6 separate regions of the Mus musculus genome follow, and all the other regions are linked to region 1. Evidence: chromatin loops called from intact Hi-C (ENCODE). Cell type or tissue: left cerebral cortex. All regions are shown on one strand. Region 1 overlaps Adat2 (adenosine deaminase, tRNA-specific 2). Region 2 has its middle 68 kb from the start of Gm40603. Region 3 overlaps Aig1 (androgen-induced 1). Region 4 has its middle 8.3 kb from the start of Gm40603. Region 5 overlaps Aig1 (androgen-induced 1). Region 6 holds the start of Gm40603 (a long non-coding RNA gene).

What was found. Peaks named below come from ENCODE experiments on the same cell type or tissue, not always from the same donor. Only the 100,000 strongest peaks of a DNase experiment are listed, where the experiment ranks them.
Region 2: it touches region 1 in a loop (8-fold over the local background); 21 of 42 quality-filtered maps call a loop at or near these places.
Region 3: it touches region 1 in a loop (2.9-fold over the local background); 2 of 42 quality-filtered maps call a loop at or near these places.
Region 4: it touches region 1 in a loop (4-fold over the local background); 24 of 42 quality-filtered maps call a loop at or near these places.
Region 5: a loop joins it to region 1, with 2.9 times the contacts of the local background. A loop is called at or near these places in 12 of 42 quality-filtered maps.
Region 6: a loop joins it to region 1, with 5 times the contacts of the local background. A loop is called at or near these places in 24 of 42 quality-filtered maps.

The regions. Positions count from the first base shown.
Region 1 is chr10:13,562,731-13,567,730 of GRCm38, reverse strand. Adat2 (adenosine deaminase, tRNA-specific 2) reads right to left here. Exons shown (of 6, transcript NM_025748.4): 6 at 4,355-4,916. The coding sequence ends at 4,873. Among named protein-coding and RNA genes, the nearest start is that of Pex3, 12 kb to the right of the region's middle. In left cerebral cortex, a CTCF peak has its summit at 2,898 (motif pointing left); DNase peaks (open chromatin) are centred at 1,943, 2,851 and 3,541; H3K4me3 peaks cover 520 bases.
Region 2 is chr10:14,388,354-14,393,353 of GRCm38, reverse strand. No RefSeq gene overlaps it. Among named protein-coding and RNA genes, the nearest start is that of Gm40603, 68 kb to the right of the region's middle. In left cerebral cortex, a CTCF peak has its summit at 1,924; DNase peaks (open chromatin) are centred at 1,923, 2,135 and 2,707; H3K27ac peaks cover 425 bases.
Region 3 is chr10:13,842,153-13,847,152 of GRCm38, reverse strand. All of the region lies in intron 1 of Aig1 (androgen-induced 1), which reads left to right. Among named protein-coding and RNA genes, the nearest start is that of Aig1, 24 kb to the left of the region's middle. In left cerebral cortex, no CTCF peak of the experiment used is centred here; DNase peaks (open chromatin) are centred at 2,070, 2,449 and 4,153; H3K27ac peaks cover 381 bases.
Region 4 is chr10:14,311,607-14,316,606 of GRCm38, reverse strand. No RefSeq gene overlaps it. Among named protein-coding and RNA genes, the nearest start is that of Gm40603, 8.3 kb to the left of the region's middle. In left cerebral cortex, no CTCF peak of the experiment used is centred here; DNase peaks (open chromatin) are centred at 1,184, 1,834 and 2,342; H3K27ac peaks cover 2,787 bases.
Region 5 is chr10:13,858,435-13,863,434 of GRCm38, reverse strand. The region is part of intron 1 of Aig1 (androgen-induced 1); the gene reads left to right. Among named protein-coding and RNA genes, the nearest start is that of Aig1, 8.0 kb to the left of the region's middle. In left cerebral cortex, no CTCF peak of the experiment used is centred here; a DNase peak (open chromatin) is centred at 2,094; H3K4me3 peaks cover 488 bases; H3K27ac peaks cover 632 bases.
Region 6 is chr10:14,318,985-14,323,984 of GRCm38, reverse strand. It overlaps Gm40603 (a long non-coding RNA gene), which reads right to left and starts at 1,554. Exons shown (of 2, transcript XR_871462.1): 1 at 1,419-1,554; 2 at 1-477. In left cerebral cortex, a CTCF peak has its summit at 2,285 (motif pointing right); a DNase peak (open chromatin) is centred at 2,272; H3K27ac peaks cover 170 bases.

The DNA.
Region 1 (5,000 bases):
TTGCCAAAAGCCAGGGAAATCAATTGCCGATGTCTCCTCTCCTCAAGCCTACTGGAGGTCAGCGGCTGTGGAGCACCCTGGCAGTGCCAGCTTTGGCTTCACCGGAGCTTTCAAAACACAGAAGCATCACTACTTTTAAAAAAAATGAAAAAAAAAATTAGTCTTAGCTTTTGTTTTTACCTACACTCAAGGGGTGGTGCCTAAAACATTTTAAAGTCAAGCTGTCTCCATGGAAACGTGTGTCTGTGCCCCCCCCCCCCCCCACCACCACCACAATGCCTTGTATTTTGTGGGCAATAATCATCAGCATTGAGTTCAAAGTCCTATTATTACCACAGGGCGCTTGTGATGTCAGAAATAGCTTGGACCATTTTTCCACCACGCTATTAGTTATAATGAAATTTACATGATTTTTTTTTTCTGAGAAGGATGTCAAGAATGAAAGTACTTAGTTTTAGATCTTTTCATTTTTTTTATTGACTGTGCTGTTTAAAATATTCTTACCAAAAGTTATGAATTCTGGAACACATAATACAGAGGAAAAATGAAATCAAATAATTTAACAGCTGCTTTGAATTTATATAATGAATCTTCCTTCCCTCCCTTCCATCAGTGTCAAATGGTCTTTCTTATTTTAAAAAAAAAGTCAATTTCTTCCCCCACAGACTGATCACTCACTGCTACGGAGAGAGAGAGAGAGAGAGAGAGAGAGAGAGAGAGAGAGAGAGAGAGAGAGAGAGAGAGAGAGAGAGAGAGAGAGAGAGAGAGAAAGAGAGAGAGAGAGAGAGAAAGCCAAGTCCACAGTGACTAAATCAGACATTTTAACCAAGTGCGCAAACTTTATGTCACCTGTAGAGTCTGCTGGCCTTTGTCTGCCTCTAGATGAGTAAGCAGCAAACAAAAAGACCGCTCTGTTACCCTGAAGAAGAGCGCACTAACTAGAAGGCAGCAGTGGTGATAGGGGCAAGACAGGTATGAAAAACTGTCCGTGGAGGGGGGTGTGGCTGGGTGGGAGAGCTCTCAAGAAAGGTGGCCGAAACGGTCTAGGTCGGAGCATAGCCCTAGGGTGGAGCTAGCTTCACAGGAGGGAATTCTCCCCAGGGTTATCTGAGCCAACTGGCTGAACGGGAACACCAATGCGCCTTGCCTTTAAAGCAAATCAATAGTTACAGAGTGGGAGTGTCGATGCGGAGAGGCAGCACTCTATGCATAAATACCGAAGTGCTTCCGGGTAAAGGACCCGGAGAACGTATGGCGTAACTTTAAAACAAAAAAACTGAAGAAAGGGCTATGATGTAGCTCAATTGCCTGGTGCTTGCCTAGCATTTTATGAAGCCTGGAGACTGATTCCCCAGCATCGACAAACCCAGCAAAAGTAGCAATCACCTATAATGCCTGCACACTAGACAGGCAGGAGGGTCAGAAATTGAAGGCCACTCTCAGCTGTATAGTAAGTCTGAAGCCAGCCTGGGCTACAAATAGGGAAGGAGGGTCCTTAGAAAAACAAGCCATCTTGCCTACATCTGGGTCGCTGGCTGTTTTCTTCATATTTCAAGTGTACAAGTCGGGAAGTGCAAAGATATCTTGACATGACTTTTCATCGCTGATTGGACCCAGTAATCTGGGATACTCCAGCAGCTTAGATGTGACAGTTTCTCCCCAATTTCTCTTTAGCAGGGCACATGGCTCTACAGGCTGTCTATGTTCTATGCCTTCCTAACTATCTCATGCACGAAGTACGATTCTTTTTTGGTCCCTTCAAGCAAGCTTTTGAGGTGGGCCTCCGTGTTCGACACTACAGCAGAGCCTACTGGAAGACACTGAACACACACAGTTTTGCTATGTACATATCTATAGCTCCTCACCGACATGTGGACGTGGCTTTTGAATTCTGCACATTTGGTGTCTATGACATCCATTGTGATCTTGAGGTGGCAGCACTAATCCCTAACTACAGCAATCGACCCACAGCGATTTTTCCACAGGAAACTATGCCTGTGTGCAAAAGCTCTTTTGTCAGTGACTGGAAAGAGAATTTTAAAGGTGGTAAATGGAAAGGAAACCATTCAGCCCTGCTTAGGAACTAGGAAATGCTACTTAGCCATCTGTTAAAACCAGAAAGGGAAAACACGTACACTGCCTTATTTTCTGGTTACCTCTCTGCTTCCTGAGCAGTTCTTGTCTCTCGGATGAAATAACGGCCACATGTTTCTGGCTCTATGCTTTTACCTTTATTATTATTATTATTATTATTATTATTATTATTATTATTATTATTATTATTTTCTCCCTAAATTCAAGCTAAATTTACTCTTAAAGGTTTATCATGAGCCAGAATAATCTGATGGTACTCTACAAAGATAAGATCTCAGGTTGTTTCGAGCACAAATAATTCCCCCCAAATGATATGAAGTCAGTACATATAATGATGTCTGCCTGCAGGAGAGCACGGGAGCCAGGAATGAATTATGACCAACTGCAGAAAGGAACACACTAGTCAAGGCACTAAAACTTAATGAGAAGAGAGTCTTTAAAGTAGCTAAAACCGAAGAGAAGGTGCACAGACCATTATTGTAAATTTAAAATCCTGCGTACTCTTCGCTCATAAAACTTCTGAAATGCTGTTAAAAACACACGCGCGCACAAAACCACGCAATTATAAATCCTCTGAAGCATGTAACTGTGATTAGCTGCTCCCCCGGGCAATTTAAAAATACTACCGCCACAATCACATTCCAGCCTGTAATGTAATTCAAAACAAACAAGTCGGAGACAGCGCTCAAATGGCAGAGTCAACAAACACAGCCGCTTTGCATCAAGGACTTGAACGCGCTGAAGAAACTGAGGCTGCGCTGGCACTGGCCTTGTGGTGGAACAGCGAGGCCCCCTTCTGGGCAGAGAGGCACACTGCGCCCAGGACGGCGCGGAAAAGCCGCACCTTGCTCCAGTGACCCTTATCAGAGATTTTGTTGAGAGGTCAAATTTTTAGATACTCAATTTAAGCTTCATCATCCGCATTTGAAAAGAGTAATAGCTTTGTTATTTCGGATTCAATGGATCATTTTATGCAATCTTGTAACCATCATTCCTGCATTCTTATTCCGACCAGCAACTGGTTCTAACTGGGGCGTTGGCAGGGGAGGGGGTGAGGGGGAGGGCTGGTGGTCCCTACATAGCCCAGGCCTTGAGTTCATGATTCGTTTGCCTCGACTTCCCCAGTAGTGGGGCTGCAGTGTGCACCATTATGTCCAGCAGTAAGTGTCATCCTCCAGCAAATTATATAACGGACTATTTTCATTTCTCGCTCTGAAGAATATAAGGTCTTTGTTCTGAGAGTAAGGGAAGAAATGGACGTTAAAGGAGTAGTTGCTCCATGGTAAGGAACTACTCCACTTTCAATTTTCTCCTTGAGAACTTTTATGTGTGTGTGTGTCTGTAGTAGAATTGTGTGCACATGTAAGTGTTGGTACCCACAGAAACCAGAAGAGGGTACTGGTTCCCCTGGAACTGGAATTAGAGATTGTAAATTGCCCAGAGGTGATACTGGCAACCAAACTTGTATCCTCTGGAAAAGCAGTATTTATTTTTAACTCCTGAGCCATCTGTCCAGCACTCACTATTTAAAGTCTATTCCTCTTGAAAGAGGGCAATGAATAAAACTTTATTGTAGCAATATGCTATGATATTTCTAAAAACGACTCAAACACTTGCTTTATAAGCATCTGTTTTATCTAGATACTCTTTAAAATTGTTCTAGGGCTGGGGAGCTATCTCAGTCAGTCAAGTGCAGGAGGACCTGAGTTCAAGCTCCAAAATTCACATTTCAAAGAGAAGAGGGAGGGAGGGAGGGAGGGAGGGAGGGAGGGAGGGAGCATGGTGGTGCATGCCTGTAATTCCTGTACTAGAGGCCACAGGTGGAGCCCGGGCATTCCTGGACAGCCTACCTAGCTGAATGGTAAATTTCAAGAAATCTTCTCTTTCAAAAAAAAAAAGGCAGGAAGGAAGGAGTGGTGGCCCTGCATCTAAGGAACAGCACCTGAGAGTCGCCTCTGCCTCACACCCACATGAACCCTGGACATGCCTGGTCATTCATATACAAAGTCAATACAAGTCAGGACAAGCCCGAGGAGGTGCCTGTGCTGTGGAGTCCGGTGCAGGACCTGGTCTGAATGCACTCAGTAAAATGTCAAAGCTTTCTCTCTTTCTTCTACTTCCTGTTTTGATCTTGATCAATCTTCCAGAGATTTGTCCCTTTTTGTTTGGCATGTGTAGGTGTGTCACGGTGTCACGTGTGATGTGCCTGCATCTGGGTTGACGTATGAACACGTGACGCCTAAGGATGACACCAGGTTCCTCCTAGATCTCTCTTCACATGAATTATCGAGGCAATATCTCTCATTTGACCCCAGAGCTTGCTTTGGGATCTCGGAAGCCCATCTCTGTTTTCCAAGCACTGGAATCACAGGCAGGCCACCAAACCACCCACCTGGCACTGATGGGGACCCAATCCTCATGGTTGCATGGCAAGCATTTCACCACTTGGCCCTCTTCACAGCCACAAAAAGCTTCATTAAGCCAGAGCTAACTGAGGCTGTGGGTGAAGGGCGGCGCTGCTTGCGGATCTCTGGGACCTCAACCTTAATCCCGCCCCTTCCTGGAAATAGTCTTTCAGCTTGGTGGAAGAGCTCACGGTTGTTTACATTGCCAGACATTTTTAAAAGGGCTAATTTGTTCCTTTAACAGAGCAAATGACGAGCGACACCATTTTTACACACAGTAATAACATATAAACGTGACCAGCGACGTCAGCGGCTCTCGGTCAGGAATTCTGTCCAGGTCTCCAAACTGTACTAGACGTTGATCATTACAGAATCAGGATTTCTGACAATCCTTTTTCCGAACTTTTGATTTTGGCGCTGAAAGGAAAAAAAAAAAGTCAGCTAAGTGAAAAGCAAGGGATAGGAAGCTTCCGTCACAGCGAGTCGTGTTTCGGTGAGACA
Region 2 (5,000 bases), 830 kb before region 1:
AGCCACTAGGCCTGACTTGATCATCCTCACAACCCAGCTCAGTGATATACTTCCTCCAACAAGGCCATACCCACTCTAACAAGGCCACACCCACTCTAACAAGGCCACACCCACTCTAAATACTGCCACTCCCTATGAGCCTACGGGGACTACTTTTATTCAAAGCTCCCTTGCTCTGCTCTCAGCTTTTCAAAGATGGGAGCAGACAATGTCCAGGTAGATGCTCTGCCTAACCTTGCATGCTTCTACCGGAGGCTGAGGGCAGTGAAGGTGTGTCTGTTACCGTGCTAAGTACACTCCAGCAGCTAAAGGAAGCTCCTTCCACCACCACCCACCATAGTTTTCAAATACATAATAATGCTTTGGGTCTATGGCTGTACATGAACTATGCTCAGCTCTCCAAGACTTAGTCCCATCACTCTTTACTTAATAGTAGTGTTTATAGAGGTAATTATCCCTAAACAAAACAATAAATACACTAGAGATTTCAGTGTAAGCCCTCGGAGTCCCTATACAAATACAAGGAAGCTTCAGGTCTTTGCCAACCACGGTTGGTACAGTCTTGACCCACAGGAGGCAGAAACAGGAATTGCACAAGGTCAAAGGCTGCCTGAACTGTACAGTGAGAGCCAGCATCACAGAAAACCAAACGACGTAAAACCCTCCAGGGAGGGATTTCAACTGTGTGTCGCCCACTTGAGGTGACTTTTTAAACAAATGACAGACATTTGCAGATGAAGAGGAGAACTTAAACAGGGAAACTTTTCATGAGACTTGTCGTTATTCCCTTTTGCTATAGAAAGTTCAAGACAAGAGGCTCGGCAATATGTCACCCAGGCTTCCACGGCATGTTCCAGATGCAAGGTTGCCTTATTGGGCTCAGCTTTGCACATAGGACTTCTCCTAAGATTTTCACTTTGTCCTTTTTGTAGTCTACAGTTTCTGACACTAGCATGACCTTTCTCTCTTCCTTTCTTAACACCTGCTTAAGTCACACTGGCTGTCACTGTGTCCCCCTCCCTGCCTATATGTCTGCCTCATTTCCTGGCATTCCCTCACACCCCGTGTGACCTTTGCTTTCATCACATTGTCATGTCCTTAGTGTCTAAAATTATTGAAAAAACCTCATTTACCCATGTACACTCTCTACTCTACCATTCTATAAATAGCATATGATTTGATAGTCTTGTCTTAGGATAATAAAAACAGTAATAATATGTCCAGCACAAAACAACTTCTGTAACTTGGAATACAGCCCTTGGTAAGGATGATCAAAACCCTATCTTCCATTTGAGTGCTGCAAAAAAACCAAAAGCCCTGCACTTCACGCCAAGTGCTTATGCTAGTGTTATAGTTAAGTAGTTCTCAACCTATAGGCAGTGAACCCCTTTGAAGGTCGAATGACCATTTCATAAGGGTCGCTTAAGACCATTAGAAAACAGATATTTGCATTATGATTCACAAGAGTCATAAAATTACAATTATGAAGTAGCAACACAAATAGTTCTATGGTTGGGAGGGTCACCACAACATGAGGACGTGTGTTAAAGTGTCACAGCCTTAGGAAGGTTGAGAACCACTGGTCTAGGATAGCCTTCATCTCCAACGGTTTGGTTTAACCACAGTGGCAAAGTCCCTTCTTCAGTGGTACTTTGCCCCAGAAACGACAGCGGATAAAATCCGGAGAAGCCTCGCTTGTCAGCAACCTGTCTTCCAATCCTTAATCAATGGGAAACGTCTGGTAGAGAAGATATTGCTTTAAAAGGACAGCAGTCTAGATAGCTAGAGACACCTGGGTTTGTTTCTTCAAAGGTTTGGGGAGCTCACTGTGAAACACGGACTGCATCCTTCCATTCCTGCCATGGCTATATGAGTCCACTGGGTGACGCCCTGCTCCCTCCTTCAGCTCCTTCAGCCTGAAGGCAAACCATCTAAAGACCAGGCACTCTCTGGATGGTTGGGCTGTCTCTGGTGAGGGCACGGACCTTGTCATTTCTCACGGAATAGTAAGAGGATTTCTTTTATAAGACAATGAAATGATACTATCCCTCACTTTGATTCTCTAAGTACTGTTAAAGTAATACTATAACAAACAGGATTCATCACCTCAAGGATATCAATTTCAGGCAGGCGACTGTAAATATTTACATCACCAGCAGATGGCACTGTCCTATTAACAATAGACTAACAGCCCTAGACCACAGCGTTCTGCATCAATCCTGCAAGGTTGGTGATGCTAGATACTGCACTGCTCAGCTCTTGCGTGGGGTCAGCCTTGAAATCTTTGATCAAACAGCCGAAATGTTTGCTCCGTGCTTTTGGTGAACGCGCATGGTAAATGAAGAAAAGAGAAATGTCCAACCTTCTCTTTAAATTTCATTTTGCCCTTCCCTACTTGCTTAAAATCACATTTCTGAGAGAAAATGTTGTACTGAAAGGAAGAGAAACAAAATACGGCTAAAACTCCTTTCTTTTTCCTTTTCTTTTTTTAAATTGAAATAGATTCTTATCTCATACAATAGATCCCAACAAAACAGTTTCCCCTCCCTTCACCCATCAAGGACCTACTCCCTTTCTTGATCCCTTCAGAAAAGACCAGGCCTCTAAGAGACAATGACCAAATATAACAAAACAAACTACCTCAGACAAGGCAAAAGGCCTCACAGTGAGGCTGAACAAAGCAACCCAATAGGAAGGTCCCAAAAGTAAGCAAAAACGTCAAGAGATACACCTGCTCCCACAGTTAGGGGTCTCATAAAAACAAGCTAACAGCTCCATCGCATACACAGAGGATCTGGTGCAGAGCCACACAGGCCCCAAGCTTGCCACTTCAGTCTCTCTGAGCCCTGCTTAGCTGATTCTGTGGACCACATTCTCCTGGTGTCCTGAATTCAGACCCTCTGACTCTTACAATCTTGCCTCTACTTCTTCCACTGGCTTCCCTGAGCTCTGAGGGGTGGGACATGATGGAGACCCCCAATTTAGATTCTCTCTCCACATACTGTGTCTGCATCCACTCCCACCCGCTGCCAGTGGATGCCTCTCTCATGATGCCTAGAAACGGCATAGACCTATGAGCACAGCAGAATCTTAAAAGGAAACATTTCTTGAGTTTTGTTTCTTTTCGTTTTATTGTTTATTTTTATTTCGTTTGGTTTTGGTTTTGGTTTTGGCAAGTCAAGTTGGGTTCTACCCTAGGTCTCTGGACTATCCAGTCTCCAATTCCTGACCAGTGTCCTTCACGGGGACCCTCTAGTGGAGTGGGCCTCAAACTAAATCAGACGTTAGATGGCCACTCCCAGGAGTTCTGGGCCACCCTTGCTCCAGCACATTTTGCAGGCAGGACAGATTATAGGTCAAAGGTTTTCCGGTTGGGTTGGTGTCCATATTTCTCTTTCAGTAACCTGAAGAGTACCCTCCCACAACAAAGAGACTAGAAAGTCAGGGAGAAGGTTCCATGGAGGAACCAGCTCGACCGCTCCGTGTTCACTGAGCTGTGTGAATGTTCAGTGCTGCTGTTGTGCTCAGCACTGGGGCCCTGCTGTCAGTTTGCAGAGAGCAGCCCTCTGTTTGTGCATCAGCCTCAGTTGTTTGGGAGTCTCCCTGGGACCCCCTCAGCCAACAACTAAGCCAAATGCAACCTGGTCCTGCCATAGTTTTTTATTTTGTTGGGTTTGTTTGTCTGTCTGTTTGTCTTTCAATGTGCTTTTATTTGGTTGCAGTTTGCTGGGGGTTTTGTTGTTGTTGCTGTTTGTTTTGGTTTGGTTTAGTTTTTCTTTTCTTTTCTTTTTTTTTTTTTTGGTGCTGTTTTATTTTGTTTGCTTGGTTGGGGGATTGTTTATTGTATTTTAGTTGAGAAAGAATTGAAAGTTGGGTGGATAGAGGGGGATGATATGGAAAAACTTGGGCGAGGGGAAGAATATAATCCAAAGACATATTTAAATTTAAATTTTGTTTTAAATAATAAAATATATAATAAATTTAAAATGTTTTTGATGATGTTGGAAATTGAGACCAGGGGCTTGGTAGAGGCTAGGTAAGCACTCACTACCACCTCCAATTAAATGATCTCCATTTAGTATTGATTTAGAAATAAGGTTCTCTTAAGTTATTCAGAATGGTTTCAAATCCACCATATAGGCCAGGCTGTCCTCAGAATTGCAGTCCCATTTCTTCAGTCTCCCAAGTAGCTGGAATTACATGTCCTTGCCACCAAAGTACCTTTGGCTTTGATTGTTCTATTCTAGCTCTATATGAGACTTTTTTGGGAAAAATAGATGAACAAATTAGCACTATGCTTGTGTGTGTGTTTGTGTGTTTGTGTGTGTGTGTGTGTGTGTGTGTTTAGTCTTTGCTTCTAGTTCCTGGTAATCATTTCTAAACTAATTATAAAATCATTGCACACTGTCCTGGATAACAGTAGTCTGGGAGCACCTTTTGTTATAACATTTGGCATTAGTCTTCATTTCCTGGCACAAGAGCTTCAAAGACTCTGGGATCTCTGCAGTGGGGATTGGAGTCTCTTCTCCTATGGTAATGAGCTGACTGGAGGCTCAATGCCTCTAGGTAGCTTCAGGCCATAGAATGGTTGGTTGCCAGATGACCCAACCATGGCATCAGAGGTTTGGCATCTTCGGCTCTGTCCATACCCTCAATTTCTGAGAAGGGAAAGGGGCTGGAGATTAATTCAGGGGTCAATGCCTAGTTAATTCATCATGCCTATATAATGGAACCTACATAAAAATTCTCCAAAGAAGGGGTGTAGGTACTTGTAGGCTCTCTAGCACATGCAGGTTCTACAAGAGTGGCGTACTGAGAAACGGCAAAGAAAAGCCATGTACTTACATAAAGCCATGCTTCACCTTACAGAATTCTGCCTCAGGCTCTTCATCTGTCTCCTTTACAAAACAATGAAAAATGTAAGTAGACTGTTTCCTGAATTCTGAGAACTCACAGCAAATTAATGAACACAAGGAAGGGGTCATAGAACCCTCATTTAT
Region 3 (5,000 bases), 280 kb before region 1:
ATTTGTTTCATGGCCACTTGAGTAGCCTGTGCTGTGAAATGCCTGTTGAACTTTTTGTCCATTAAAAGAAAGTTAAGTTGTCTCACTTTTAGTTTCTGGATTGTGAAAAACTACTTTTAAATAAAGGGTAGGAACCCTTTTCAGATACATAGAGTAGTCTACTTCTCCACATCTGTGACTTACACTCTATATGTGTGCTGTCTTTGTGTGTGTGTGTGTGTGTACGCGTATGCATGCGTGCATGCACGTGCACATATGTGTGCCCATGTAGGCATATGTGTGCACATGTGTACTCATGGATGTGTAGGCTGAGGTTAACCTCCCGGTCATTCCCCAGGTGCCACCATGTTGTTTGTGAGGCAGAGTCTCTCTTTGCCCTGGGGCTTGCTGATTAGCTTAGGCTCTCTGGAGGTCGTCCTCCTGTCTCTGCCTCAAAGTACTGGGGTTACAAATGTGAATGACAAGAGCAGGCTTGTCTTATAGACTCTCTGGAGATGGAGCTCGGTTCCCCATGGTTGCAAAGGAGGTGCTGTGCCAACCAAGCCCCCTCGCTGGCCCTATTTATGCTCTTTTTGGATCAGCTGAATTTTTTACTTTGTTGAAGCCAAATTTATCAATCTACTTCATTGCTGTGGGGAATTTTTTTTTTTTTTTTTTTTTGGTCTTTAATGTAGTATTTATCTTATGTAAGACCATGAGGGAATTTCTCTATGCTGACTTCCAGAAGTTTTGTCATCTTACATTTATATCTGTCCCTCAAGCAGTGTTTTTGTGTATGGTGTGACGGGGGTCTGGGGTCATTGCTTTCTCCCATGCTCCCATGAGCCTCCATTGTTCCCTAGTAGCTTTACTATGAATCAACGTCTGACTTCTGATCCCCTCGTCTATTTCCCTATCCTTGCACAAATGCCACACTTTATAGTAACTATGTCCGTAAATTCAGGCTTGACGTTCCATCATGTTAGTCCTCCAACTTTGTTCTTAAAGATTATCTGTAGGCATAATGTTTTTGCACACTGTGTAAAGATTGCCCTGTGCCATTCTAATGCAGATTTCTCTGCCCTCATATCTTGTTTCAATCTGGACACAGCATTGCGGTGCTTATACCAAGAATTTCTTGTCTCAGGTTGGTTTAAATAACTCTTAGCATTTATCTTCCACCTTTTCAATAGCTGATCACCCAGTGGCTGTGTAGAATAGAGAATAGAGTGGGGCATCCGCCAACCAGAGGAAAGGGAAAGGGAAAGGGAGAGAGGGAGATTCAGATCAGCCAGAAGATGGAGGATTTGGAGCCATGAGGAAGGGGTCCAGAGAGAGAGGGGGGGGAGGGGGAGGGGGAGGGGGAGGGGGAGGGGGAGAGAGAGAGAGAGATCATGGAAACACATCTGAAGCCCAAAGAGCCAGATTAATAACATGCAAGTATCATGGGATGGAACTGGGAGACAGATTATCAAGCAGGCTAAAGGTAGATCATTTAGCTGCTCGCTATTAAGGTGCAGTTTAAAACAAATATTGCTTTATCTGTGTCTTATTAGGGATTAACCTAAAGTCAAGAAATACAGCGGCCAATTAATTTGCTGTTTATATTTATGTTACAAATAATTCATTTACAATTATCTTCATTATTGTGGCCTGTTTCATTTCCATTTAATGTTAGAATAAGCTTGCCAAATTTTAAATAAAGACTTTAAGCTATTAATTGGTATAACAAAGAAACCTTAAACTATAACTTAGGGAAAATGGACATTTTCCAACATTGTTCTTCCCAGCAATGTAGGCTATTCCTCCATCTCTGTGGGTGGTCTCTAACCTTGCATGCATAAACTCTGTGATTTTTCTTTGTGGAGGTCTTGCTCATTTTCCAGCAGCCACTTTCCTCCTTGGGTCCTTTCTCTTTACTAGCAATCAAAATGTTGCTTTTTTGCTGGCATCCTTAGCAGCCCATTAACAGAGAAACTATTTTGAAACTTGAAGACAGGAAGTGTCCTTCACCTTGAGGAGGAGGTGTGAGCTCCTTTCTGTTGTTTGAGGTGTTGCTGAATGTCTTGTCCAGATGGAACCTTGGATGTCCTTACAAGGAGCAGATGTGTGTGGGCAGAGTGTAGCTTACTATATCGAGAAGTGCACTGAGTGTCTCGAGGTATCACATACAGTTAGCTGAATGAAGAAACCAGTGCGTGCTTTAAGTATCTGATCCATGTTCATTGATACTGAGCAAATGACCGTTCCTAAACAAATGGATCATGTCTTTTACATCCTTCCTACATCTTTGATTTCCTAGTCAGTAGAGCTGACTTAAATAAAGAAAATCCCTTCAGGAGGCAATGAGTCCTACTCAAATGACTGGAAAATATACTCTTTAAGGGGTAAAATATTCTGGAGTTGCCTCTAGTTGCTATCTTTTATTTCCCATCATGCTTTAGGAATAAAGTTTTTCCTCACTGACTTTAGTCTCTCAGCTCCAATTCCCATCCCACACTGGCTCCTAGCCTTGAAGGCCTATTAAACCTGCACTCAATATCAAGGCGTATAGCCCTTCTACTTACCAGAGCCAGTGGAAAAAATGCCCCCCTTTTTTTCATTTGTGGCTGTTAAACTGTCCTCTGAAGGTCCCCTGCCTACCTTGGCATCTCTCCTCTCCTGGTATTTCTGTTCCACAAGTTTTCTTCTGGCTGTTTTTAGGGCTCTCCTCATGCCCTTTATGCAGATGTCCACTTCACATTTCCTGTTTCATGTGGCTTTCTTGATTGTCAGCATTCTGTGGATTTTGGTGTCTGGTCTGGAACTATCTAAGCATCCAAGTGAGTCCGTCCCTTCATTTCAGGGCCCTGAAGACTCAAAAGGGAACACACACATCATAAGGAAACTCCAGTGAGCTGTTTATGTTTGGCGATTGGCACCTTTTCCACCGGGCCTGTGTATTCCTCGCCTGTCTGCGTCTGTGACAAATACCAGAGAGAAGTAACTTCAAGGTACTGATGATTTAGCTCGCTCAGGATGTTAGAGGTTTCAGGTCCTCGTGATGGAGAGAGCATTGCAGCAGTTTGCCAATTGGAGTGAGTCAGGAGAGAGGGCAGGGAGTGGGGAGTGTGGGCATGGGCTTTTCTGCCCTTTGTCCTTTACATCGTCTGCTGCCCACACGTAGGGCAGGTCTTCCTAAGCCTACTTTAATCCTTAAAGTGTGCTTCCATAATCTAATCCCTTCTAATCCAATCAGGCTGACCATCAGGATTAGCCATGGGTTTTCTTTGTCCACTTGCTAACCATGTCCATGGTCAGCATACTGCTTTAGGCTTTCCCTCAGTATCCTTAACATCTCTGTAGCCTGCCTCCTCTTCTGTGTATCAGTCACCTTTTCTCTCTTCCCACATAACCCTGTACCTGGCTTGCTTGAACTACTTCCTAACTGGCCCGTCTGTCTTCAATATTTGGACCCTCTAGGCCAGGATCAGTAGGGTTTCTACAGTGGGCTGCTCCTCTGTCTAGCTCACCAATAGGCCAGTTCTTCCTTTAGCACAAAGACCTTTGCTATGGCTTTATAAACTCGTGATGACACAGTATCACCTCCTGGTGTTTCCAGGCTCATCTCTGGACATGGCTTCCTTCCCATTCCTGTCCCTTGCTTTACTCTGCCTCTTCCTTCCCATTCCTGTCCCTTGCTTTACTCTGCCCCCCCCCCCCGCTCCTTGTTTTGCTTTTCCCAGAGTAGGCTGAGCCTTATTTCTCACTCTCCTCATGTCATTTGTCAAGTCTCAGCTTAGATAGGACATGTTGTAGGGGAAACATGTTCTCATCCACTACCTCCATTACTATGTACCATACTGTAATGTGTTATATACATCGGCCTCACTGTCAACTCAGCGAAGGCAAGGGACATATTTGTATCATCCTATGGTGTTTTTATAAGTAGGGACCGTGGCAGGCTCTGTGGATGCAAAGATGAAGGACTTTTGTCTCAGCCCACAAAGCTCTCACAATGTGAAAAATGAAACGAACAGCAGCAGGTGTTATCATGCCATTTGATGAGTTCTGTATGACAGGTGTTTTCAAGAAGTGGTAAGAGGAGCACCTTCGGGGTCAAGTGAGTTCTCCTGAAGTGTGTTCTGGCATCCCTAGAGAAACGGCGCGTAGAGGATAATCCTGAGAGTGACGATCACCTCCAGAAATAGCCCTGGCAGCCCTTCAGTCAGTTTGCCAGCTCATCTCCAGAGAATGTTCATTGGCTCTTCAGATGCAGAGAACTGCATGGGAATTAAGTTTTAACAAACAGTAGCTCAGCATGTAGATAAATAACACGTGGTTAATGGAAAAAAATAGCACAAAGGTGCATTTTCAGGGTACTTAGTTGAGATTTGAAAGAGTAAATATTTTGTCCTGTGTGCTTCGGGACTCTCTGACAAAGTCCTGTGTGTAGTGTCCAAATATGGTGACTTTGTCTGAAAGTACAATTGTAAAGCACAATTTGCCTTGTATGATTTCAGTCTGATATCTTTTAAATATGATGGATTCCATAAAAAAATCCTGTGAAATGAGACCTTTATTACTGCTTCCCTCTGAGCACCCTTTGTGGCAGACAGCTGTTCTAGCAATTCCTATGTATTCTACCCAATTAGCAGGATGGTGGACACAACCTTCTATAGATAGCAATTAGGTGATATTGTAGCAGTCAGAGAGGGCTTGTCCAGATCAAGGAATTCCACTTTATTACATGGCTGTCTATGGTAGTAGACCATGAATGAGCATCAGAGTGTTTGGCAGAGTCTCTAGAATTCATGTCAAATTGGCCACTCATGCATCTGAGGAGAAAGGGTATAATTTCTTTTTTTAACCCCTGTTTTCATTTTTGAAGAAGAAATGATTGGCAGCCACCACGTTCTGAGCTACGTTCGTTATATTTATTGGTTCCGTCACTGTTGTTTTTGAGGGAGTAGATAGTAGCCTCTGCCCCACTCTGAGTTATCTTTGTGCTGTGTGTTGAAATGGTTCCCGGGCTGATGTCA
Region 4 (5,000 bases), 750 kb before region 1:
TCTCCACTCCCTTACCCACCCACTCCCACTTCTTGGCCCTGGCGTTCCCCTGTACTGAGGCATATAGTTTGTAAGACCAAGGGGCCTCTCTTTCCAATTATGGCCGACTAGGCCATCTTCTGATACTTATGCAGCTAGAGACACGAACTCCGGGGGTACTGGTTAGTTCATATTGTTGTTCCACCTATAGGGTTGCAGACCCCTTTAGCTCCTTGGGTGCTTTCTCTAGCTCCTCCATTGGGGGCCCTGTGATCCATCCAATAGCTGACTGTGAGCATCCACTTCTGTGTTTGCTAGGCCCCGGTATAGCCTCACAAGAGACAGCTATATCAGGGTCCTTTCAGCAAAATCTTGCTAGTATATGCAATGGTGTCAGTGTTTAGAGGCTGATTATGGGATGGATCTCTGGGTATGGCAGTCTCTAGATGGTCCATCCTTTTGTCTCAGCTCCAAACTTTGTCTCTGTAACTCCTTCCATGGGTGTTTTGTTCCCAATTCTAAGAAGGGGCAAAAGTGTCCACACTTTGGTCTTCATTCTTCTTGAGTTTCATGTGTTTTGCAAATTGTATCTTGTATATTGGGTATCCTAAGTTTCTGGCCTAATTTCTTATTCAGGGACGCAAGAACCCGGAATCCCAGCAGGTTCTTGCCTTACCCTGATACCTGCTTACGAGCACCAAGGATGCTGCTAAGCATTCTACAATGTACAGAACAGCCCCAATGGAAAGGAATCCCATTCAATGTCAGTCCTACAGAAGCCGAGGAGGAGTAGCTCTAGAGCCTAGACAGTGAGCTTCTGGGATTGCTATATCAAATCTGTAGAACTTGAAAGTTTAGAAATAAAAGGTACTGCCCATAGACTATCTGCATCAGCTTGGGGAGAAAGGCTGTATCTGGACTTTTGAGCACGAGCTCTGGTCAAGTAGATGAGGGGACTCTTGGCTCTTGTAACCCTAAGGCATCATCTTATAAACAAGCCTGTGCATCTCTTATCAAAAATGCTTTATAGGATCGATCGTACTTACCCTCCTTTTAAACTGAGCTCTGCGTTTGCCAAGGCAGCATTCTGATTGTGATCTTGCTTCTTATGTAACTTAGCAACCATAAGAAATGCTGAGTGTCTACCCCACCCTCCACCCACCCAACTCTCTGGAAAAGTCTTTTAACTGCATTTCTAGCCAAGTACCTTGCAGTCTTCCTTCTGGTCTCTTGAATAAGAGTCCTACCTAACACTAAATAAAGTTCTGAGCCACCAGGTTTAGCAGTGCTTCATCAACGCGGGTGAATCGGAGCTGGGGAGCAACTCCAGAGATGTCCATTTTTCTGAAATCCACAGACATTGCGTAATGAGTACTGTTTGAATCCCAGTTTACCCCAAGTACCAAAATGCAAAGCGCCCCCAAAGAACATACTGAAGCCAAATGAACAAGATAACATTTAAACTGCAACTGCAACTGCAACTCCTTGAGTACATTGTATTCATTTAACGAAGATTATTTTCAGAGTTCAGGCATCTATTTAAAGTTCAGAACCTATGATTAATATCTAAATTGCTGATGAGCTGGGGTTTTTTTTTCTTTTTTTGATCCCAACTATTGCCAAGCAATGGCACATCATTAAATGCTGCAGCAGCAAGATTTGCTTCTAAAGAACTGAGCTTATAGAACAGGAGAGGAGGCAGGAAGGAGGAGAGAGTGGGGGAGCTCGAGCAGCTGAATGGTGAGGAGGCCTTTCTTCTTACACTACAGAATGAAAGGCATCACAGCTCTTCCCACACCTGAGATGTTTGTCACTAAAACCACTTCCTTCTCTGAAGTGGGTGGAGACAGTCATTTCGCAGCTCTGAAATTCACATCCTATTCTTCTTCCAGACCTCCTCCTCCGAGCTGCTCTTGGTTCACCCTCCCCATAAACACCCACTCTGCTGCAGGAATTGCAGTTTGCAAGCTGAGAGTCTCTCACGGCAGACAGAGGACAAGCTAAGCAGGGAAAGCAGGATGGGATTTAAGACTCTGAAATTCAATGTCTGTTTTCCCAGGTTTCTGACTTCCCCTAGTATGGAAGCCAAACAAAGCATCATCGGGCATCTTGATAAAGGCAATTGATCTCACCAATTTGCCTTTAAACCAAATATGTTGATGAAATGGCCACCTAACTTCATTTTGATGTGAAGCTCACCTGAAATTCATCTCACAGCCCTTCCAGTTACAGAAGCACCACGTGATGTAAGTTTCTCCTGGGTTCTGAAAACTGGGAGGCTGGCATTGAGCTCTGTGGTTTGTTGGGCTTTGCTATGACAAATGTTTTAGTCGTGCTAGCCCCAAATTAAAGGATGATGCCGAAAATCCTTGCTCATTTGGAAAAATGTTGGAACAAGAATTTGAAGACGATGACTCCCTGAATTCTCCAGGAAATGACATCATCCAGCTCAAACAAACAGCACTTTTCAGAGAGCACTAGTCAGAAGCACAAGCTGTTCTACGTGCCTGGAACTCACCAGGCTGGAGTTCTGGGAAGGGATCTACTGTAAGTTATAGCACGGAGGGCGGCTAAGGAATTTGAGGATGAAGGTCTTCTTGAACGGTTACCTAACTCGTTTCCTCAGTCTCACGCCTTTCTATTGACAACTTATCCCTGTCTGACACCTTTCCATTGTATTTTCAAATATTTTTACCAAGTAAAATCTGTTTTCCATAGTTGATAAAAGAAACTGCCAATTTTTAAGGTTTTGCTACTTAGGACTACAGATATCTACGAAGATGAGTACATAAAACCTTAGGTTTAGGCAGAACATATTTATCTATGCAAGACGAAAGATCCAGGGAAGATACAATGAATGAGAACCAATTTGGACCCAGCTATCTTGGAGTCTTCCTCTGGTTTCTTTAACAGGAGTTCTCCATAACACTAAATAATGGTCCTGGGGCATCATTTCATTTCTGATTGCTGGAGATTGGTTTCTGATTCATCAGTGGATGTAAATATAAATGTAGTTCCAACAATTCACAGAAAAATTAGCCTTTGGAACATAATGTTAGAAAAAAATAGAGTCATTTTCTTAGTGGCATTAAAGGAAGCATGACTATTCGGCCACCATGGTGGTGGTGGGGGAGGGGGGCAGCACAAAGTGGCAAAGGGAGAATTTATTAAGAGGAAGAAATTTAAAATTTAAAACCGCAAGAAAAAGGTGTGCATGGTGGCACATTTCTTCAGTCCTAGAACGTGAAGCAGAGGTAGGAGGATCTTTGTGGGTTCAAGTCCTGCCTGATTTATATAACAATTTCCAGACCAGCCAGAAAGAAGGAAAAAATCTAATTAATAACTCTAATTAATATGCAAAGGGAATAATTAAGGAGTAGAACTGACAATAAGCAGAGTGAATTAGTTCTCTGGGGTATCCGCTTTTGCATCTCAGGTTACAGTGTCAGGTGACAACGTCAGGTAGTGCTGAGAGAGAGAGAGTATTGAGAGTGACTCAGATTCCCTGAGCTAACATGAGACCGAAAGGAGAATGGGGAATGAATCATAAAGCTGTAGCTGTTCCAGAAAAAAAAGTAACAACCAGGAATAAATCAAAACTTAAAGTTTTAATAAAACAAGAGATAACAATCAAGAAAAGTCAAGTCCGCATAAAACAATATAATACAAGAAAAAACAAATATAATAGTTAATAAAATAATAAAGAAGGCTTTTCTTGAAGAACACATATCCAGGGCATATATATACATATATATATATATATATATATATATATATATATATATATATATATATATACATATAAAATGGTGCTCCTAACATCTAAAGCAAATGGAAATTAAATATAAATACACAAGAATAAGTACAATAGTAGGCAGATATTAGACACAAGACAGACTAGGTTTATGGGGTTTTATTCCAAGTCATCAGAATAATGAGATGGAATCTTTACCTAAGTTTATAACTGTTAATAATAAATATGAAATCTAAAGCAGTCAAAACAATGTGAGTGCAAAAATTAGCATCAAAAGCTACAATGTTGGACAATTGGGGAGAAATTAATAAAACTAAACAATAACTTTCTGCCATGGCATTTAAATAGAATACTATGGACTTATACACATTATCCATTGACTTAGACACATTAGTATAGTGTCCAAATCAGTATGGATTTGCACATCCTAGCATTTTCTAAGTGTGGGTTTTAAGGTTTCCAGAATGACTCCCACCAGGCACCTCTAGCTTTAAACTTTTCAGTCTCAGAATGGTGGAATCTCCCAACATGGTCCACAGTCCCTGACAGCAAGAAATGCAATAGCAACATCACATACTGTTCTCCTCAGGTCAATCCACTGAGAAGAGTCAAAGAAATGTTTGTCCCCCTTGGCCTTTGATTCAACAGGAACGTGAGGAAGTCTGCTGCCTGTCATAAATGAATGTCCATACAGCTGTTAAGCAGTCCACACCAGTGCCGCAAGAGTAGGTCTGTGGTTAAAAAGTATGCAGTTGGCAAATGGATAAGAATAGGTCCACCGCAATCCTATCCCTTTGCTATGCAGCTTGGAAGCTGTCTTGTCATTGTGGCTGATGTGACTTTCAAGTCATCAGCAATGACTGCTCTAAGGATGACTGGGACCATAAAATTGGGCTTATAATTGTTTTTTAAATTGATATAAGAACTGTATACGTATTCATTTGCTTTATGGCCTGTTAGGGAAGTAAAAAATAAACCTGGTGATTTTGTTCAATTAAATTTAAACTGTTGGGAAAGTTAGAGTGGTGATTTTTTGTATTTTAAAATTTCTTGTCATCTCTGTGTTAATAAAGTATATTCTCAATGCATTTAAAGAAATTATCCTTAATAAAAAATTTTGGTTGCAATGAGGTGTTCATAGAAACAACATGTAGCTTCAACTGACCTTTAAAATATTTAGTAATCTAAAACATGTTTTAAATTAGTAAATATTAGATCAAATAAATATTTGTTTAATTTCATAGTCTTTGTGTTCTACTTGGTTATT
Region 5 (5,000 bases), 300 kb before region 1:
TGTCTTTCACCCCCTTGCTCAAAGTGTGAGTGAGGACCGGCATGCTTAGTGCTGCACTAGAACTTAACTATACAGATTTTCTCTTGGTAGCCCAGTAATTTTTTCCCTTGCTGTGACAAAATACCTCCAACAAAGGACTTGGAAGGACTAACAGTTTAATTTGACTCCCAGTTTGTGGGGATACAGAACATCATGAAGGGGGAGAAATGTCAGTAGGCACATGAAGCAGAGAGCAAAACTTCAAGGCTTACCACTATGCACACATTTCCTCTAAGGAGGCCCCATCTCTTAAAGTTTCCTTTAACATCCTTCCAAAACATGACCAACTGGTGGGGACCCAGTGTGCAAACATGTGAGCCAATGGGACATCCAAGCCTCAACACCTTTGCAGCCAGAATTAGCATCTTAAGAAGATCATCAGATGATGTGTGTCTATATTCTAATTTGATAAATGATGCTGCGGACTGTAATTTAATGTGGAATGCCTGCAGATAGTAATTCTGAGATAGTAATTCTGCATACTTCCAAACTGTGCTTAAGGTGCCTTAAACAATGACATAGTTAAAACATGTAAAACGTTACAGTTTGAAAACAGAAGCGAAAAGATAGGTACCATACATCAAGTGGTAGGCTACTTATTCCCTCTGAAGAACATATTGAGATAATCTTCAGGGCAGCCAAGACACACAAAACAATTACATTGTCTTACTGTTCCTAGAGATGGAATAGTCAATGTGTAACATCGTGCCAGGGAGCAGTCTCCTTTCTTGGGTACTTACTTGTCAAGTCTGATACTTATATCATCATATTTAGCACACTAGTAGCATGATAGACAACCTCTTTTTAATATTATAATTAAACATTCTTTTGTTTGTTTGCTTTGTTTTTGAGACAAAGTCTCACGGTGTAGCCTGGCTGCCTTTGAGCTCAAGAAGTCTGCCCCCCTGCCCCTCCCACCCCCACCCCCACTCCCATCCCCCAACCCCTTTCTTCTCAGTACTGGAATTAAAAGCACGTGTCACTATGTCTGGCTAATTAAACATTCTTTGGCTGGATGCTTCATAATTTTATGAGGGACCAGGGCAAGGTCTTATATTTTATATGAGTGAAGGGACTGAGTCCGATTATTTTGTTGTTATCATCGTCTCTTTTATTATCTGTCACGAAAAGAATTTAAGAAAAACCATAAGAAGGGACAGAGTAATAAACGCTCCAATATGGAAGATCTTGCGTGGTCTGTTCAAACAACAGGAGATGATTGATCCAGTGTTCTTGGATATGTATGTATGTATATATGGAAAGGAAAGGAACTCCTTAAGCGCACTGCGTTTCACATTTTTGTTAGTCGTATGTTCGCGTACATACTTATCAGGTGCCTACTTGACCGCAGCCCATGGTATCATCTAAAAGGAAATGAAATGTCTTGGCATTCTGTGTTTGTTTCGTAACCATGGTGTGTTCCTTAGCCAGCCAAAGCCACAGGTGCCATGTGGAGGCCACTGGTGCATCACTACTTGCGGAACAAAGTTAGGTGTTTCTTTGTCTTTAATTCTCTTGGATATTAAACAGAGCATGTAACTGCATGGTTTTCTGCAGGGCACTCAAATGTGTGTAAAAATCCAGGAGAGGAATCCTTTGCCTTGCCTTGCATTGACCTCTTCTCTCCTCCCCTTCCCTCCCCTCCCCTCCCCTCTCCTCTCTCTCTGCCTCTGTCTTTCTGTCTGTGAGTGTCTCTCGCTGCCTTGGTCTGTCTCCCTGTCTGTTTCACCCCCCACCCCACCCCCACCCCAGGCTTTGTTTGGGTCAGGTGTAGAACAGAAGCGTACTTTGGTCACGGGAGTCACAGGAGGGGAACTGGTGACTTATTTCTTCACCCATTCCCTCTCCTAGCTGAGAATGATGTTGAGCTCATGGAAAGTCATGTGACCAAAGGCTGAGGTCACAGCTTTCCCCACCCACCCCTGCCATTCCTCCCGCGCCTGGTATAACATTCAGTAAAACTGGTAACTGCTTTTGAGGCTTTTCATCTGTTTTTCTGTGTTGCCCTGAGATATCACATGCTTCTGTGGAGGCGTGAACAGTAGTACAATTTTCCACATTGAATCAGATGTTCTTGTGCTCCAACCAAGCTCGGAAAAATCTGGCTGCCTGGAGTTCTGTAACAGCAAGCCTTTCTCTGTGCGGCCTGTGGGAGACGGTTACAGGGCTCATTTCTCTCCTGCAGTGTAGTGAATCCCAGGGTAGCGAGACGGCTCTGTTTGAAAGTGACACACCCTGTGACAAGCTCCATTGTGGAGCAGAACAAATTCTGTGGGGGTGAGTGGGGTAGGGGTGGGCGGGGGGTGGAGCATGCCAGCCCTTTTCTCTCTGTTATATCACAGACACTTTTACATCATAGAAAATGTTAACTTCAAAGGCAATATGTAGGCATTATAAAATCTTATACATTTGTGACCATAAATTATTATTTTTTGATGTTTTTAAAAAAGTTGAAAGGGAAATATTTGTGAAATACAGGGAACCATAGGGAAGAAGGGGTCCTTCCCATCTTCGTTTTCCCTAATTTCTTTACATCTTACTGTTCCAAGATGTTGCATATTTTGGACGTTTGTGTACTGATAGGAATATACAAAATGTTAGACTCCAGATCCATGTGTGCCTGCATGCATAGACAGGTACCATATATTTGTACCAGATTTACAAAAGGAGCATTTTACTTATAACTTATTTTCAAATTCCAAATATTACTCAGATACCAGTGTTAGTAGTACTTTAACTTTGATTCTGTCAGTCATACACATATTATTACAAACATCAGATCAGTATCTGTGCATATTTTCTTTAAATTTATTTTTAATTTCCACACATTTAATACTTTTTGGTGTGATTTTTCTGGGTTTAGACATATGCATAGCACTTGGTAATTATTATCATGACTATCTAAAACATAACTTGGCATTTTTGCCTCTCCACAGTCAAGCACTCCCTTGACCTGTCAACCACAGATGTGTTTTACAAATGGCCTTGTTGTTCTTTTTCTGCAGTCTTACCTTTTCCTAGAAACAGAATAGAAAGGCTGCTGTATGCTTTTGAATCTATTTTTTAAAATTCATTTACCATAATGGATTTCAAATTCATGAATGCTGCCTTGTATCAATGATGCATTCACTGTTGCTTAAATGTACCACAATTTGTCCATTTTGTTTAATCTATTTTTATTCTCTCTCTCTCTCTCTCTCTCTCTCTCTCTGTGTGTGTGTGTGTGTGGTTTGTGCATATACTATTACACACATGCAGTGGTTAGTGGGACAATTCTGTGGTATTCTCTTGCTCTGCCTGTATGTGGGTGGGTCTCAGGGATTGAATTCAGGCCACCATGCTTCCATTCTCAGGTGTCCTTTTTTTCTTTTCTTTTCTTTTCTTTTCTTTTCTTTTCTTTTCTTTCTTTCTTTTTTTTTTTTAACACATGGGATTTTTGTTTGAGCTTTTCACATTTGTAGTGATAGTGAAAAGTACTGCCGTCAACATTTGTGTTCCAATTTTTGTGAGAACATGAATTTTCCTTTATAGAAGGTGTGTACTTCAAGTGGTATCGTTTGGTCACCATCAACATCCATTTAACTGTGCAAGAAGGTCACCAGTGTGTTTTTGTGAATGGCTACACGTTGGTGCAGAGACTCTGGCAGGGTGGGAGCCCCAGCTATGTCCGTTTCAGTATATGGAGGTCTCTTCTTTTCGATCTGCTTATCAGCGATTGCAAGGAATATCGAGGAATCGTTCATGGCAGGCTTCACCGTTTTCCTCATCTTGCATCCAAGAGACTGGGCCTGAAGCGTTTCAGGTGTGGACCTGTCCATCCTCACAGGAATCCCTAATGTAACCTTTTCTACCACTTCATCCCTGACCGCTGGCAATCTTAATTGGCTCCCTTTTGCCATGATACTTAAAAATCATTTTAACAATGTTATTTTAGTAGAACCATGCATATTTGGCTGTTTGGAATTGACTTATTTAATTCAGGATAAGTCTCTGGATGTTCATACAAATTGTTAATATTTTATGCTAATGGATGTGCCAAGCTTATTTAACCATGCACACATTAAAGGGCATCAAGATTGTTTCTACCCTGGGCTATTATAAGCAGGGATGCAATGGATATTCATGATCAGGCATCTTTTCTGTGACCGTGCACTTTCATTTCTTTCTCGTGAATATGCAGGAGATAATTTCTGGATGGTGCAGCAGTTGGAATTGTTGGGATTTGGTTGGTTTGTTAGTTTTATTCTTTTCACTCAGTTTCAGATATTTGGGGAGAGCAGGCTCTTGTAATGTAGGCAACCCTGGCTGTCCTGGAACTCACTCTATAGGCCAGGTTCACCTGGAACTCACAGCGATCCACCTGCCTCTGCCTCCCCAGTGCTGGGGAGAATATCAACCATTGTTTTCTTCAGATATTCTTTCTGTAGCTCTTCATTCATCTCTCTCTCTGTGACTCTGGCTTTTTGGTTACTGCGTCACAGTCAGTCACAGTTGGATGGGTTGCCTTTCCCCCCTTTTCCTTTTGGGGACATAATTTCTCTTGATCCAGCTTTAAAGGTACTGACTCCTTTATTGCTCACATTCTTCTACCACACACATCCACAGAGTTGTTAAAAATTGGATATTGTCTCATTTAGGGTTTCTATTGCTGTGCTAAAGCACCATGAACAACTCAAGAAGGAAATTTAAAAAAAATTTTTAGAAAAAATTTTACAACTCTCAGGTCATGGTCAGTCACTGAGAGAGGTCAGGGAAGGAACATAAGGTAGGAGCCTAGAGGCAAGAATTGAAGCAGAAGCCATGGAGGGATGGTGCTTACTGGCTTGCTCCTTGTGGCTTGCTTAGCCTTGTCTCTTATACTGTCCAAGATCCAGGGGTTGTGCTGCCCACAGTGAGCTGGACCCACCCACATACATCATTAATCAAGAAAATGCCCTACAGACCTGTCTTCATTGATTCTG
Region 6 (5,000 bases), 760 kb before region 1:
AAACCATACTCTCATCAGTCCACAGAGATAAGGTCAAGAAACTTCTGCAAACTTTGGTGCAGTTCTACAGTTAGATGTGCTTTGAACGAATCTTTGGGACAAAGGGGAAATCACAAGGGGGAATACTTTCTCACATAGACACATATGACTTTCTCACAATGTGACTATCACTGCCCTGAAATTCATTTTAAATGCTACCACTGCAAACATTTTAATAATTTAAAAAAGCTGTCATGTTTGGCAGCCACAAGCGTACCATGTTGACAAAGAGAGGACTGGAGTGTCTCTAATCAACTATTTGGATCACAGAGTAATTATGCAGAGATAATCCCCAGGAAATGGATGAACCTGAAGGGCAAATCCTGCCACCAAGGATGGAGGGAGAACCCCAAGGAAGCCTCCCATGCACTGAGCTGCTTCCTGGGGCTTGGAAGAAGGCAGCTGCTTCCTCTGGGGAATTCCAAAAGCTCTCATTCCCTAAAAAAAAGAGAGAGAGAGAGAAAGACATAAAGTCTGAGAGCTGCCATTTGTCTGGCAAGTCTCTCTTGCTACTTAGCCAATTTAGATATCCCTTTAGAATCCTTGGGAGCCTTGATAATACTGTGCATTGAGTATCTTTCCTCTTCCCTTTGGTAATGCACTCGGCTCTGAGCTAGGATGAAAATTCAGTAAAATTTGCTCTCCAGGTTCCCAGCTTGGTCAACCCAGCAGTCTGCACGTTTAGTTTACACATAGGGACCCTCCTCAAGAACAAGGAATGTAACCTATGCCTAAAACTCTTTCTTATTTGAAGCGCTCAAGGTGTGGTTCTTATTAGGCTCTGAGAGAAAGGGTAGGGCTTGATTCAGAATGTGTCTGAAAAGGGCACTAAGAATGGCTGGTATTATGCAGTGTTGACTGCATTGGGTCACATATGAAGTCATTGTGAAGTTAATGACCAGGTTGGAATCCTGTCTAGGCTGGAATATTTGAGGATTTGTTTACTTGCTTTGGGGTTTTGTGGTTACTTTATTTGTTTTCTAGCTATACATACTTATACTGGGATATTATGGGATATATAATAGCATATGGGATATTATCATGAATCATCGCCAGACTCTGTGCTTCTTGCTAACAAAATGGGACTTAAAAAATCCTCATAAATACACATTTTCTAATATTTCTTTTCTCACAAGCCCAGACTGCTCCAATTTTTTTTTTTTTTGTGAAGTTGGCTTTCTCACTACAGCAAAAAGCACTCACTCCCCATTTCTTGCTTTCCTCCTTCCAGCTCATGGGCAACACATCCACCGAACCCTCTGTGTAGGCCAGTCATTCTCCAGTCTTTCACAGCAGGGTCACCTCAGACATATGTGTGCTCCTGAACAGACCAGTTAAAGGGAAGCCCCAGCTCCAGACTTCTGCTGGGTGATACGAACCGCAAGCATCCATCCTCAAGGTCCCCCGCAGCCATCCTAGCATATGTGAAGTCACCCTAAAGACAAAACAGAGATTATAAAGAAGAGAGAACCAAGAACCCAGAAATGAAGCTGAAGATAAAACAGTCGAGATCCCCAGTCACCTCTGTTTTGACTTGATATTATCTATTCCTTCCAATAATTAAAACACAAAAGGTAGTTGAATTTTCTTTTACAGGAAGAACTACGGATGCCCTCATTCCTTACAGAACTCAGTGAGACTGTCACGCAGGATCACATGTAGGGACTGGACAGAGCCACCTTCTGTTCTTTTCCTTAGATTGGGATGAGTAGTGGGGAAGGACAGAAAGTTGGCCAAAGGCAGAATGACGTTCCTTGTTTAAGTCTTTACACGTATTCTACTTCAGAACACACCTTTTCCCTGCCAGGATCTGCAATCAGAAGAGTTCTATCTTCTCTGACTAGCTGGAGTTTGGTTTTTGCTAATTTCAACCTAAAGAGCGCTGATGAAGGGAGACTACTGTCAAGACAGCTCTTCTGAAACGAAAACATGTCCGTGAAAATGTCTAACGCTAGTCTATTAGTATTGTTAGTCCAACCCAGTGGTTTACTCAGCTTTGTCTCACAGAACTGCTTCCAGATGGAGGCCAGGTGCACATATCTTTCCTCCTCCCTCTCTGTTTTATGAACTAGGCTTCTGGGTGAGATACTATTTGAGTAAAGGGGCCATTGCTAAGAGTACTTGAAAACAACTGGCTTATTCAGGAAATAACACCCAAGGCAGTCTTTCTTCCAAGAGCCCTAGATGGACTTTTTGCAGAGACCTGGGGAAAATATATCAGTGTAGTGCCGGCAGTGACCGCCAGAGGGAAATCGAGAGACAGTGGAGACCAAGGCAGGATACCAAAGGTAAATCTAGATTTACCAAAAGTATCTCGAGATTTTCCTTTGCAAGTTGTATTTCAAAGGGCTGACTGAAACTGCTTGCCCCCTCCTAATTTTTTCTTAATTCTGCTAATAAGAATTAGTACTAAAAGAAAAAAATTTTTAAAAAAATTAGTACTTACGACACAGTGTGAATGTCTGCATTCAAATACAGCGAGAACAGACTACAGACAATATTCCTGTGCCTCTGCTCCTGGTCTTTATGTTTCTTGGCATGTTTTATCCAACTGCCAATTTATGTATATCTGCTTATTTGTTTGTTCTACTAAAATCATCGCTGTGGAAAAGAAGGGAGCCAACATTTCTCTTGACCTGTATGCCGCTCTTTCAGATTTTTGGTCGCATCCCATGTGCTGACCCAAGGCTTTTCCTGATGGAACCCATCCTAGATCACTAAACACCCCATGTCTCTCTAATAATGAGGAACACATATCTGTCGCTCAGCTTTTCTGACCAAACATGCCAATACCAAGGCTTGCAGATTTCCTGTAACTCCAGACAACTTTTTTCCTGGATGCCCTTTCCCAGCTTGGAAACCAGAAGCCACCTGGCCTGGATTCTACTTAAGTGAATAAAGGCCTGTGGTTCGAAGGGCCATGATCCAGGCACCTGGCTGCCCCTGTGTCACAAGGCTTTTGAGCAGAGTAAACACTTGATCTAACTCCTGACTGGGGCACAATGCTGTCTCCTTTCCCCTTGGCTCCCCAAGCCCCCATTAGTCACTTCCTCACAGAGACCATTTGCTACAATCCTCCGTTGCCTCAGCCGCATCTATTCTTGCTGCTTAATAGTCCATCGGACGATCTGGTTGTCTTTTCAAAAGCTTTTTATGTTCCATCTTCCCAAAATCATTTCCACTTTGCCAAATGATACTATTTTGAATAACAGTAAGTACATGCTAGAAGTAAATTATTATTCTAAAACTGGCTTCATCAAAATAGGAGCAGATGAAAAAAATGTAAATGGGTCTAAGCTGAAGGGTCTGAGCCAGGGAGGAGAAGCAAGAATCAACTCAATTTCTAGACTGGATCTGTTTAAGACAACCACCTGCTTCAGAATTATCGGTACTGGTGAAACACACCAAGTTCTGGGCCTTGAGTCTCTATTTCTAAATCAAAATCTATAAGTGTAGAAATAGACATCTGAATTTGAGCATGCTCCTTAGCAGCAATATGTAATGAAATATGACACTCTGTTTTCTAGATAAGCCATGCCTGATAAACCTTCTGATACAGCCTTCCTGCCAACTAGAAACATTCCCTAACTATGGAGGCCAAAACTTTTGGCTCTGAGCACTTGCTAACTTAATACTTATCTTTCAAATGACTTGGACCAAATGCCTGGCAAGTGGTAACTTAAGGGAGAAAGGGCTATTTGGGTTCATGGCTTGAGGAGATACAGTCTATCCATGAAAGACACAGTGGTGATCTGGGGAATGCAAAGTATGGCTTCCTGTCAGTGGGACCTTGTCACATCTAGTTTCTCTGATCTCGGCAGTCCAAGAGGCAGAAATCTGAACGCTCAGCTGGCTTTCTCCTTTTCCATCTGTATTCAGTTCACAGCTCCAGACCATGGACTTGCAGTATGTAATTATTAAAAAAACAATCGACACTATCACCAGCTACTCACCGGAAACAGTGGTCTCCCCGCCCCCATGGCCATCCCCAAGTGGCAGTCCGCCCAGTTTCCTAAGGTTCACTTGCCCCTGAACCACTCATACCTTCCCAGGCCATCTCCCCGCTGCTAGCCCCTGAGGCTAGCCCTAAACCACTAGCCTCTTATAATTAAGGCTCCACAGGCTTGTAATTTATCAGTCACATTTATAGAACTTTAAATTCTCAGCCCTCAAAATGCCCACACAAAGAACTCAAAACTCAATTGATACTAATATAAGCTACCCCCTAGATTGGACAAATGTGTCTTGTATTATTCTATTGCTCTTCTATAATATCCATAGCTATCTGTGCCAATTTCAAGCCTCTTGGATCCCGTTCGTCTTCTTCCTCCCCCCATCCCCCTCCCTCTCTCCTCCCCCTCTCTTTCTTTCATTTTTTGTTTGTTTTTTTAATTGGGTATTTATTTCATTTACATTTCCAATGCTATCCCAAAAGTCCGCCACCCGCTCCCCCACCCACCCACTCCCACTTCTTGGCCCTGGCGTTCTCCTGTACTGAGGCAGATAAAGTTTGCACGACCAATGGGCCTCTCTTTCCACTGATGGCCGACTAGGCCATCTTCTGATACATATGCAGCTAGAGACACGAGCTCTGGGGGGGGGGGTGGGTATTGGGTAGTTCATATTGTTGTTCCACCTATAGGGTTGCAGATCCCTTTAGCTCCTTGGTTACTTTCTCTAGCTCCTCCACTGGGGCCCCCCAATGGAGGAGCTAGAGAAAGTTCCCCCTCTCTTTCTATGTCCCTCTTGGACACAGACTGTCTGCCTTCTCCTTGCCCAGAGATTGGCTTCTTGTCATCTTTATTATCCAATCAATTAATTAGGGGACAATTCCACTACATCCACTCACCTTCAAGGTGGGTTTATGTTCCCCCACTCCTTTCTGGAAACATCCCCACAAACCTACAAAGATGGGCATCACTAAAGTCTGGGCATTTCTCAGTCCTAGGATGCTGTTCTTG